Linked DNA regions of Homo sapiens: region 2 is linked to region 1. The links are chromatin loops, found by intact Hi-C in ENCODE. Cell type or tissue: Calu3. All regions are shown on one strand. Links, peaks and the distances in the headings refer to the core of each region. The heading gives the core; the rest is flanking DNA. Region 1 has its middle 97 kb from the start of MAN1A1. Region 2 has its middle 170 kb from the start of MAN1A1.

Region 1 (6,718 bases), core at 587-5,586:
CACCATGCCCAGCAGAGATTTTTTTTTTTAATTGTATAAATCTGATGTACTTTTTGGTTTGTTCCATGCTCCATTTTTTTTTTTCTTTTTCTCTTTTTTTTTCCTACCAAAAAAAGGCAAAACCTTCCATGTTCTTCAAGGCCAGCAGTGGGTGAGTTTCTTCCTGGCTTCCCAGGGTTGCTTCCAGACCATCGCTCCTTATTAAAACCCTGCTCCTTGTCCTTTCTCCTCATAATATCGGTTAACGTTTATTGAACACTTCTAGGAGCTAGACAGTGTACTAATCATTTTGCATAAATTATTTCGCTGAAAACTCACAAAAACCCCATAAGATAGGAACAAACCTTATCATATCATTGTGAGGTTTAAAGAGGACAAAAAACTTATTCTCATTTGTGTAATGTGAATTCAGAAGTGTCTAACTCATTGGCTTATTGTGAGGTATAAATATATGTAAAGTACTTAGTAGATACCATCTGAGTGTTTGGTGTTATTTTTGTTGCCGCCAGGGTCTCTGTGAGAAGGTGGTTAAGCTGGGATTCAAACTCTAGCAGTCTGACTTTAGAGCACGTATCCTTAGTCATTATGCATGGCCAGGTGATGTTTTACCAACCTCTCTTCATTCAGGGGAGATATCCCTGGCTTACAGCTTTCGAAGCCAACTCTGCTGTAGTTCTCATAGGCTGTTTCATAATGCCTAGGCTGACTCATTCTCCACCATTGCTCTTATTTCCTTTGCCTTCTGATATGGTTTGGATCTGTGTCCCCACCTAAATCTCATGTTGAATTGTAATCCCAGTGTTGGAGATGGGGCCTGGTGGGATGTGATTGGATCATGGGGGTGGATTTCCTCCTTTGGTGCTGTTCTTGTGATAGAGTTCTCACGAGATCTATTTGTTTAAAAATGTGTGGTTAATCCCCCTGCCCCCACTCCTGTTCCAGCCATGTAAAACGTGCCTGATTTCTCTTTGCTTTCTGCCATGATCGTACATTTCCTGAGGCCTCCCCAGAAGCAGATCTTGTCATGCTTCCTGTACGTCCTGTGGAACTGTGAGCCAATTGAACTTCTTATTAATTACCCAGTCTCAGGTATTTCTTTATAGCAATGTGAGAATGGACTATTATACCTTTTCTGTGACAATGTTCTTCTTTTAGCTTCTCTACCTTAACTGCCAAAACATCCTGCATCCTGCCTCTGAAATTTCTGACTCAGGTACTGTATTCCACTTTCCAGCTGCAGGCTAGTATCATTTCACTGAGAACTCCACTCCATTAATGCCACCACAGTTTCATTATCTATCAACTATCCCTCACTTCCCTTTTTGTCCAGCTTAGATTTTATGGTAGAAGTCATAATCATGTCCCTACAGACACTCTCACCTCCCTTATTCAGTTCTGCGATGAGCACACTCATCTGCCACAACTTTAGCACTGGTTGGACCTATCTACCTTCTTTGTATTTAGATCTGAACAAATGTGTATGGCTGGAGAAAAATCAATAAGGAGGCTGCCTGTTTCATTAAATAAATTCATCATCATATTTAGGTGCCTTAAATAGGTACTCTGCACTGCCTGACAGTGTTTCCCTAATAAACTTAATCATTCTCAAGAGAACTGTTTTATACTTTCTCCCCTCCCCCTTACATCTTACTCACTCTCACTGATGACCTCATTTCTTATTTCATTAACAAAATAAAAGTAATGAGATAGGAACTCTTTAAACTTCCCATTGTCAGGCTCTGTATGGCAGACACGCCTGATAGCCGTAACTTAAGCATACACTGAGAATGATCCTGTATGGCAGATGCACCTGAATATGTGTTCAGAGTTACAAGTTAAGGAAACTGGGAGTGGCCAACTCAGAAATTCATTTCTTATCTATGAAGAACATATGAACCTCCACCTGTCCCATGGAACACGGGCTGTGCAGGGGGTTGAGGCCCTTTGTTTTGGGTTAAATGAAGGCTGTGAGGTGGAGGTTGCTGGAGGAGGATGCTATGCAAAAATGCTATATAAATTGCATGTTTTTTGCAAGTGGTAGCAGTTCTGTCATCCAACCCATTGCCACTGGGCCACTCTGTATCTAAGTCCCCTTAGTAAACCCTATGTCTTGTTTGCTCGCTCTGGGTCTCTTCTTGAGCCTCTTGAACCTGATACCATCCCTAATGAAGTTAATAGGGATCCAGCTTGACAGGTCCATAAAACCACCCCTGCATTAGTTCCCTCCTTTCCTTGCTTCTTGTTAATGTAGAGGAAGTGTCCCTCTTCTTGTCAAAGACCAGCCTCTACATGTGTTCTGGATCTGACTCCCTACTGTTTTCGCAAGGACTTTTCTGCATGTCTAACTCTCCCTCTCAGTGGGGATTCTTCTCTTAGCATTCCGCAGTGTTCCAGGCTGGCCCCTCTTAAAAGCTCTCCTGCAGCTGCATATACTTTTCAATTTCCGGGTAGCTTAGATCTGAAGTGGACCGCTGTCTGCAGTCTCTGTCTCTGCTTCCTTACCCCACATTCACTTTATCCCCACCTCATCAGCCCTCTCCTATTTGGCATCTACACCACTGTTCCACTGAAACTGCCTTTGTGAAGGTCTCCGATGAGCTTGATGCTGTCAAACCAATGGATGCTCTCCAGTCTTTAGTTAACTTGCTCACAGTATGGCTCCATCTTTTCTTTCAGAATCACATCTCCTTAGAGAGGCCTTACCTAATGACTCAGCCTGAAATATTCTCTCCCTTCCCCCCCTGTGGTGTTATTACATCACTCTGCTTCATTTTCTTCATAGCACTTATTATCTGAATTTATCTTGTGCTTATTTGTTCATTTGTTCACTGTATGTCTCATGCCTCCACCTAGAACAGTGCCTGGCACATCACAGATGCTCAATAAGGATCTCTGGAGTGACAGACAATGCTTTATTTAGAATCATCTCTCCCCTTCAACAACTCAGCTTTTGTTAACTGGATGGAGTTTGTCTGCCTGACTCTCTCTAACATCAGGATGAGTTCACTGCTGACAAGCTGCCTTGCCCGTCAATCAAGGAGATTTCCTGGTGGGCCCTCTCATTTTTGGACATATCTAAGCCCCATGTATGATCGGCCTCATTTTGGATCTGGGCTTTCCCTCCCTTTATTCCTTCTTTTATTCTGACTCACTCACATTATTCTGGCCACAGGTTTCTAGTCTTTTATTTTCTTTTTCAATATGAGCCTCAGTTATAAAACCTCCTTCTTTCTAAACACTAACTACAGGCTTCTCTGTTGATGGTAATGAACAGGCATCTCAGAACCAGTTTGGGAATGTAGCAGTCTTACATTTGCCCCATAGTCTGGAAAACTTCCTTGTTTTAGGGCCAGCTGGCTAAGCTCCAGATCTTGTCTCCAGTCTTCTGAAATCTTAAGTATCTGGGTCAAAGTTATTTGCAGACTTGACTTTGGTTATTTAGCCACAAAACTATTGTGGCCATCCTGCGCAGCATACTGACAGTGAAAATTAGGCGTGTTCCAATGATAAGTCCAACCTGTATGTTTTTCTAGGGTGTGTTTGACCAGCATGACAGGGAAAACCAGCAAAAGTACCAGAAAGAATATCCAATTAATAAATATCACCAACTGCCAGCCAGACAATGTTATTTTCCATTCTTCTATTGTTAAACAAACATGAAAACAAAACCCACAAAGTTATCATTGAGAAATTTTTAATGATAACTTCACTGTATGTTTTCTTTGAATTTGTTTCTTTTAACCATGATTTAATGTTAACACAAATATTCCTATATGCACAGAAGCGTAAACATTTTCTTGAGACCTGGACTCAGCATGGGTATATGCTAGAAATCTAATACTAAAAAAATGCCCAGAGCATGACCCAGTGCCATTGGTTGTTCAACTTCAGCCCTTATTCTGACTATGTCCAATAGCTGTATCTAGGGTGGTCATTTAATTTATCATCCAAACTGGGATACTATTAATAATTATGCTGGAATAGTATGAGTAGACATGGGCTGTTCTGAGAAAATGGAAACGTATGGTCATTCTTACCCTAACTTTGTATAATAAGTGTGGAACTCTCCAGCCTTCCCCAAGCAAACAAAGGCTCTGGCCTTTGCAGCTGTAACTCAGTACTGCCCTTGGTCCACAGGCTTGAAGGTGTACAGAGGCACAATTAGTCACTAACTAGAGCCTTCTTTAATTGCTATAAGTGCATTTTAGTTATCTTTTCACAAATTCATGATAACAGGGACCATATTAAGATTTACCACTGGGCTTGGTGGCTCACGCCTGTAATCCCAGCACTTTGGGAGGCTGAGGTGCACAGATCACCTGAGGTCAGGACTTTGAGACTAGCCTGGCCAACATGGTGAAATCCTGTCTCTACTAAAAATACAAAAATTAGCCAGGCCTGGTGGTGGGCACCTGTAATCCCAGCTACTCAGGAGGTTGAGGTAGGAGAATCACTTGAACCTGGGAGGTGGAGGTTGCAGTGAGCTGAGATTGCACCACCGCACTCCACCCTGGGCAACAAGTGCAAGACTCCATCTCAAAAAAAAAAAAAAGGTTTCCCACCCCACTTCCCACAAAATAAAGTAGGCCCTCAAAAATTCACTTTTAGAAAGAAGGAACTGAGAGGGAGGCTTGACGGAACAAGCTTCCATTTTCCTAACACAATGACTGTCTAATTCAACCCATAGGCTGTTATGGTAAGTTTGTGTGTGTTTGTGTGTTGGGCATGGTGGAGCGGGTGGGAAAACAGAGTAGAAAAGTACTGGGATTGGAATTAGAGCTAAATTTGCTTCTCTGCCCAAACTGTGAGGTACATATATACATATATATGTGTGCATGTGTGTGTGTGTGTGTGTGTGTGTGTTTGTGTACACACACACTTAATGGAAGAAACATATGAACCAATGAGTTTCTTAGAGAAAGTTTCTTAAATGACTGCCAAAAGCAAACAAATAATCAATTGGAAAATGCTTATATTCCAATAAATTTTTTAAAAAGTTCATGGTACCAGATTACTCTTCTTCTCTCCTTTGGGGTCATCAACTCCCACCTCCCTCTTGTTGGCAGCCTTGAGCTAAAGGCTAAACTATATTTGAGCATTTCCAGTGGTAGTAAAATTGTTATCTGCCTTTGAACAGCTGTCTTTTTGTTGTTTTATTTCATTTTAAAATAAAAATAAATATGCACATAAAAATTGTGCATATTTATGGGGTTCAGTGTGACGTTTCAATACATGTATACATTGTATAATCATCAAATCAAAGTATTTAGTGTACCCTCAAACATGGATCATTTCTTTGTGGTAAGAAAGCTCTGACTCTATGTCTTTCTTTAATTGAACTGAAATCTGTCATCCCAGGTGACCAACTGTTCTGGTTTGTCTGGAGCTGTCCTGTTTTAACACTGAAAATTCTGCATCCCAGGGCATCCGTCAGTCCTGGGCAAACCAGGACAGTTGGTCACTCTGCCTCTAATTGCCATCTGTTGGCCTTATTCTCCATCTTGGGCTATGCGAAGAATGCTATTTTTTCTTCCAAACAACATCCATTTTGACACATTTAAGGCACATTCCTCTAGCTCCAATCATTCTTACCTGACACAGCTTTAGATTGTTTACTTTCCACTATATATGCTCAGAGTGCACTATCCCCTGTTCCAGGAGGAGCTTTCTGTTCCAATCCACGTTTCCATAGAGAAGGGGAATTTCTCTTCCCTCTCCCTGGGGAGGGTGGGTGTGAACACTGGTTTCATCCTCCACATTCTCTTTCATCCCTCTGAGAGGAAGAGTTACAGTAAACCTGGTTTTTGAGAATCCCACATCCTTTGGGCCAAGGGTCTCACAGTGGCCAGGATTCCTCGACCTCAGAGGTGACAAACAGGCTCTGTACTGCCTCTTCCACTGCCTGCCTTGGCCTCATGGATTCACAGAAAGAACCTGGCTCTCCTCCTTCCTCTTTTCTGCCTCTAAGCAGTGAACACATTCAATGTAGAGAGGCAGCCTAGAAGGAAGTTTCATGTTTTTGCTGTAATTTCCAATTTCCCTACTTCCTGGGTGAATGCTTAGGTCAGCTATGCCCTGTAAGCTTGGTTGTTTTTCGTTTAGAGTGGGTGGGAAGGAGGAGGCCCCCCACTTTCTCCTGTTTTTCTAGAGCGCCCAGCACATTGAAAGGTACACTTGTCATAACAAGTCTAATTCTTTGATTCCTCTTTTGGTTTAATTTCCCACACTTTTTTCTTCCTTGCTTGCAGTAGTGATGGAAAGGAGAAGTGAATCTCTGAACTTTAAAGTTCATTAACCTGGCCTGTAAGATGTGGAGTAGCACTGAGTACAACACTGAGTGCCACACTCAACTTTATTTGCTCCAGTTCTAGCACTTCTTTAATCCAGCCTGTGACCAAATCAGTTTCGTACTGACTTTATTGTAGATTCAGTTTTCTTACTGATAACTGACATCCCTGATAAGGCACACATTTCTCCCCACATGTGTGCATTGATTGCTTGTATCAAAGTCCAAAGATTTGATAATCTCTGTTTCTGCTATTCCCTTCTCAGCTCACGGCTATGAGGCTCCTGGTCCCCAACACTTCAGAGCAAATGCTACCACTAAGCTTACTGATGACTTTCACTAAATGATGATCTTCATCTGTGACTCCTCCGCCTTATCTCTATTCACTTACTCTTCTGTGCCTCCTTCAAACCAATGGCTTTATCTATCACC
Region 2 (6,718 bases), core at 1,203-6,202, 71 kb after region 1:
CATCAGAGAAAACAAAGAAAAGCACACTCTGCCTGGATTATTGTAATGTGGCTTATTTTTTTCATTGTTTTAGGGAGAGGCAGAAATTGGGGGCCCTTCTTAGACATTTTATTAGTTAGGTCACTGCTCCTTGCCTTTGCAAATGTTCCCTTAGTCTTTAATGTTATGATTCAGGGTTCTTAGCAGAGACTCATATGTGAAAAAACCTAGGAAAAGAAAAGGAAGAGTTACTGGCTCACACAAACTGAGGAAACCAGGGAAGGGCAGGAATATAACTCGAACCAGCCCTTGAATAGAGAAAAGACTCTTCCCCCGAGTTGCTCCTTTTCTCTGCTTTTGTCTGCCTGTTGGCTGCATTTTTTTCTCTGCAGTTCTGCTTTTCCACATGGCCTTGAATATGGCTGCCAACAGCTTATTGCCTGACATTTTCCTTGCTTTACCACCAGAGAGCTGAAGGCTCTATTTTCTTTCTTCTAATTTAGAAAACCAAGAAGGAAGATGCTGACCAGCCCATCCTGGATCACTTGCCACCTGGATCAGTCACTGTGGCCCCAAGGGTAGCACCATTTAGGAAGATGGCAGTTTCTTGTTAGAGCATCCCTCACTACAGAGAGGAAAAAAGCAATGCTCTATAAGACACAGGGTATAGCTCTGGAATGTGAATAATTCCTCAAATATTAAACAGCCCCTTTGAATGTCCCTTTTTCTTTCCTGGTTAACTCCATCACTTTCCCAGATCTCACCTCAGGGTACTAGGGCCCTAGAAGCTTTTCCCAGCCTCTCACTACCCCCAGCCAAGCTGTCCGAGAACCTGAGAGCTTTTGGTGGGTGAAGGGGAAAGAAAGGACATAGGAAGGATAACAGAGCAAGCAATGTTTTCTTCATTAACATACTAAAAGTTAGTTATGTTTTGGGGAGTCTCTCCCATGGTGTTGGTGTATAAAACAGGAACATCTGTCCCTTAACTTTATTGCTTGTAAAGGAATCAGTTTATCAGGGGTGATTTGTGTCTGTCTGGGATGATTTCTTAAATCTCTTCCAGTCCAGTGATTCTGGTAATTGTCCTTATGTCTGAGTCCTAGTACTTGTGACATTTAAGCTAGTTCCAAATTAGTTTTTTCTGTCCTCTTCAGGGAGAATGAAGAGGAGATGGGGGAGGAGGAATGATGCTTCTGTGTCTTTTCCTCCATCTGATGAACATTGCCAATGTGTGTCTGTCATTTAACTGAAATTTTGAGCATACTGATTCTGCTACCACTAGCATTTTGTTAGCTTACCTGATATCTGTGAGTGGATTAGATTTGTATAATTATAATAGATTCAAAAATGGAGTTATGAACTTCATTTGGTAGGGTTTACTTCAAATACACATGTAAATCAAATAGTTTTTATGTTTTATTTCTGCTAATGTCTACAATATGAAGTGAATATTTCATAAAATTTCAGAGTGTTAGAGGTATGTAGACATTTAGAAATCACCTGAATCAATACTGTCTTTTTCTAGAGATGAGAATGCAAATGTCCAGCATGAAGACACAAGAGTTAGTTGAAAAAGTAGGTATCTTGACTCCCTCTATGCCAGAGATTTTTCTAGTTTATATCTATGGCTCTTAAGTCTTAAATCAAGTAATTGGAAAGTAATTAGAAAAGTTATATTTCATCAATTTTTAAATATTAGTCCATGTGGAGAAGTCTAGATCACTGGGTTCCAAATTTAGGGTGGTTAATATAGAAACAGTATTAAAGGAGGAGTTGCCCCAGGGTTTTTTCCTCTTGAAATTACTTGATTGCAAACACAGTTTTAAATCTTCTTCTTTCCCCCTTCTTCTCTCCCTTCCATTCTTCTTCTAGTGTAATGATCATTTTAAATGGTCAGTATGCATCTTGGTGTCCAGTTGCTTGGAATTAAACATATGTCCCCAAGAAATGTACTTTTATTTTCAAGAAGGATATTGTTTAATTTAGGAAGAACAAATAAACTCACACAGCAAGATTTGTCAATAATAGATGAAAATCACAGAAGCCTGACATGGAAACTTCTCATTATTTATTTCAAAGTTGTAATGGATTTTTAGAAAAACAGAGCTTACATTTGCTTACATTTTTTGTAGTCTTTTATAGATGGTAAAACACTTTCATACATATACGGTCTTGTTTAATCAGAGTTGTCAGATTTACAAAAAAACAATACCCAGTTGAATTTGAATTCTAGGTACACAATGAATAATTGTTTTAGTGTAAGTGTGTTTCAAATATTGCATAAGACATTGGAAAAAGTTTTCATTGTGTATTTGGCAGTCAAATTTAACTGGCCATCCTGTATTTTATTTGACCACCCTGTATTTGATCCTTCTGACAATGCTGTAAAGTTGGTAGGACAATGTCCCCATTATACAGATGAATCTGAGTATCCCCCTATGTGTCAGGTCCTGGGCTATTCTTGAATACAGCATGATGCATACATTATGCATATCTTAAGGATACTACAGCCCAGTCATCAGAAAACCACTTCAGTGTGTTCCATGTAGTAATAGGGGAAAGAATACGGTCCTATAGAATCTTATAGACAAGACACCTAATCCAATATTGGCAAATCAGAAGGCTTTGTAAGGGCGACATCTATGTTGAATCCGGAATACTGAATAAGACTTAAGTACAGACAAGACTGGGTAATGAAGAAAGAAATAGGAGAAAAGTTATTATGGTATTACTTAAGGAACTGTACATTGTTCAGTATGACAGGCTGGAGGATATACTTTGACAAGTGAGGTTGAAGAGGTGAGTGAGAAGGAACTCAAGAAATGACATGCATAATGCAATTGTTCATTTTCCTCAGGGCACCAAGTACGCTTCAAGATGAGATGAAACTATCTAATTTGAGTTTTAGTGTGACTATTGTGTTGCTGTTTGAAGAATGGACTGAAAGGGGAAAGGCTAAAGAAAGATCGTTTATTTATTCAACAAATTTTTATTTAGTGCTAACTGTGAACTAGGTACAATTTGGGAGACCTGTAGTAATTCCAGTGACAACTGAACGTATTGAAAACTAAGATAATGGCTGTAGGGATGGGGAGAAGTGGATCTCTGGAGAGATACTAGGAAGTGAATCAACAGAAATTGATTATTAACAGGGCTTGGCGTGTGAGGAGGAAGAAATAAGTGAAGCCACTGGAAGCTGAATGAATGAGTGACATTGTTTGCTGATATAGGAAAAAAATCCCACATGGGGAAGGGATGAAAATACTTTTCAATTTAGGATATACTGTTTGATGTGCCTGTGGGGCTTCCAAGGGGAGATATTAAGGAGGGCAGTTTTTATAAACATCAAACCTTGAAGGGAGATGTGGGCTGAAGATTCTTCATGATTTATGAATGATGAGTTTTTAGAGCTGGTTATTGAAATAATAGGTGAGAACAAGATCACCCAGGGAGTGTTTGGAGTCAGAAGACTGGCTGCCAGACAGAATCCCCAGGGGAAATCCACACTTAAGAAGCCAATCTAACAGAGGAAGTTAACAACAGTGCAAGAAAAGCTGCAAGAGAAACTAAACAACAATGCCTAGAAAATAGAGAAAAACCAATGAATAAGACCTGTTCAAAGATCCAGAGGTCCAGTTTGTCAAAAGCTGAGGACAGCTACAGTAAGATGAGAACTTAAAAAACAAGTTCCATCTTCAACTATACAACAAAAGTTGTTATTGATCTTTGGCTTAATGAGGACTGGCTCAGGAAATAAGGTGAAGTGTACCTACAGAAAATGAAGTGATCTGTACCTACAGGTGGGGCCCATTTGTAAACAGAGTTATGAGTTTAGGAAGATCAGAATAGACCACAACACTTGTCTAACTGTATTTCTTGGAGCATTAATACAGTGAGAAGCTTCCTTGAAAACATTTAGAGCAAAAGAAATTTGGGAAATAATACATATTGTGTTAGCATATTTAATATTCTGAGAAGTTTTGAAGCAATGAAATTCACCTAATCTTACTTATCCTAGTGTTGAGTGTAAATATAATGTATATGTATAGTTTATAAAGATACATTATACACACATACACACACACACACGTGCACACATAATGTCATGGAACACAGTTGGAGAAATTCTGGGCTAGAGCAAATAAGTCCGTTGATGCAAAAAAATTGAACATATTTGTTTTAAGAAATCCAGACAATACTAGGTCGGGCGCCATGGCTCCCACCTGTAATCCCAGCACTTTGGGAGGCTGAGATGGGCAGCTCACTTGAGCTCAGGGGTTCGAGACCCACCTAGGCAACATAGTGAGACTCCATCTCATTAAAAAAAAAAAATACAGGTAACACTGACGTAGCCTTTTAGCTTAAATAATATTGTGAATTATTTGAAGAGAAAATAAAAATTAACTATAATCCTACCACCCCGTTATAATAATTGCTAACACATTTCACATATATACACTTAAAAAATAAAAATGAGAACACACCATTCATTTTGTTTGGTGATCTGGATCCCTCACCCTTTTAACTCTGACCCCATGTGCCAGGGGACACTTGGAGATGCCAGACTTGCCTACTGGGGAGACTTCCGGGTTGTTAGCCATGCCATCATTACCCCTTTCTTTGGAAAGGTTTGGTTGATAACCTGATTCTTCGGTTTATAGAGCTTGGCCTTTACTGTTTTATTTTATGAGGTAATTTATACAAGTTACAACCAGGACGGATCAGAAGCATAACATATTCTGCAAAATATGAATGTCCTCTGTACTCTGTCCAGGACAATTGCGTTACAATACTTGCTATTTTGTAACATTTTTATTTAGAGAATGGCAGTGACCTGGCTGTTCATGGAGTTTGTCTATGGGATGAAACTCTGCTGGTGGAGAGAAGTGTATTCCCCCTACTAAGAATTTTGATTAAAAAAAATCTCCCCAACAGAAGAATGAGAAACACAATAAATATTTGCTCTGAATCTTGATCTTACTGTCGTGTATATTTGAAAACTAGTTTAGGCCGGCAAAGAAAAGGCCAGCATTACCTAAAACACATAAGCATCTTTTAAAGTGTCCACACAGAAACCATCATTTAAAATTTCTAGATCCATTTTAGAGAACAATTTTTAATTTAATCAATTCCTAGTTATGAGGCATTTAGGGTGTTATAATTTATCATTACTATTCATAGTACAACACCCAAATCTTTTCATACAACATACACTCAAACACATACACTCGCATGCACACCTACACACACTCACAATCTTTTCACATGGTTTATTATTATTTTTCCCCTTGGTGTTAAGTTTCAGAAGCAGGATTGATGGGTCAATGAAAATGTAAACTTAAAATTTAAAATCATACGTAATGTCAAATGGCTTCCTGAAAGCCTGTACTAATCTAACCGTCTAACAGCATGGATGTTATTAAGTGTTTTAATATTTGCCAATCTAAGTAAAATCAAATATTGTTTGATTTTTATTTATTTGATTAATAATAAATTTGAACATCTTTTCACATGTCAATAAACAATATTTTTTCATTTACTTCTTTTGAAATTACCTGTACATATTTCTTAATCAGCTTTCTATTACTGTATTTGTCTTTTTCTTATTGATTTGTAAAAGCTCTTCTTATATTAAAAATATTAATCCTCTTTCCATTGTATATGCTCCAAATATTTTTACAGTTTTCCTTTTTATTGTAACTTTTTTTGATTATTTTCATTGTGATAGTTGAATCTATTCATCTTTCCTTTATAATCTTTGGCATTAATATTTTGCCTTATATTGACATCCCAAGTTTATATTTATAGAAATATTTACACAAATTTCTTTCTAGATTTTCATCTCTCATATTTTGACCAATCAAAATAGATAGAATGTACATTCTCAGGTCATCCTTCAGCTTCACCAGGGCAAAGTTGGTAACTGAGACATTCATTTCACTTAATACTTGGTTAAAAGAAAAGCAAAATCACATTTTTACATCTCTTGGTCATCATTTTGGTGTAGCCAAGTCAAAGTACTCATGTTTAAAAGGATAGGTCAATTCAATTGCCAAGATGTATTGTTAGGTCAGAACGAATGGAGAAATACCTTCTTCCTAAGGGAATTTTATAATCTTTAGCATTGAGTTTGTGAAGCAATAAGTGTAATCTTCTGCCTGCCCCACCACCCCACATTTGAATTTTTCAAATGACTTTCTGTTTTCTTGAAAGCCCACAACAATAATATTTTGCACTGCTATTCTGAAGAACACTAGAAATATACATTCTATTTGCTAGGAAATGTCTGCTGAGTACATGGAATTAGCTCATACATGTGACGACAATAGTGGACATCTATTGCTTTCGCTTGATCACTATTTCTTTGTCTCTTAGAACCAACACACTGATTTTCTTCTGGGAAATATCCTCTCCTGAACTTCATGTAGTCCTGTGGGGCTATATGTTATTAGGCACTCTTTTCTCTGCTCCATGTTTTATGATCAGAATGGCCAATTCGATCACATCTTCCTCCTTTTGGTCTTTGTGATTTTTTCAAGGACAGTCCTGTGATCCAAAACTGGGTTGATGAGTTTCCTAAAATTTGGTACATCACTCCTTGGGGTAGAGGAAGAGAGAGTCACGTATTTTTTTGGATGACAAATTGTATTGAAATCATTAGTTGGAATTATGAAGTTGTGTTCCTTTTTTCTTTTATAAAAGAAATTGAGGTTAACATGGAAAGAAGCAGAGAAAGAGA

What was found. Peaks named below come from ENCODE experiments on the same cell type or tissue, not always from the same donor. Only the 100,000 strongest peaks of a DNase experiment are listed, where the experiment ranks them.
Region 2: it touches region 1 in a loop (1.9-fold over the local background); 3 of 110 quality-filtered maps call a loop at or near these places.

Annotation. Positions count from the first base shown.
Region 1 is chr6:119,443,494-119,450,211 of GRCh38, forward strand. No RefSeq gene overlaps it. Among named protein-coding and RNA genes, the nearest start is that of MAN1A1, 97 kb to the left of the region's middle. In Calu3, for the core only: no CTCF peak of the experiment used is centred there; DNase peaks (open chromatin) are centred at 2,738 and 3,358.
Region 2 is chr6:119,514,144-119,520,861 of GRCh38, forward strand. No RefSeq gene overlaps it. Among named protein-coding and RNA genes, the nearest start is that of MAN1A1, 170 kb to the left of the region's middle. In Calu3, for the core only: no CTCF peak of the experiment used is centred there; no DNase peak of the experiment used is centred there.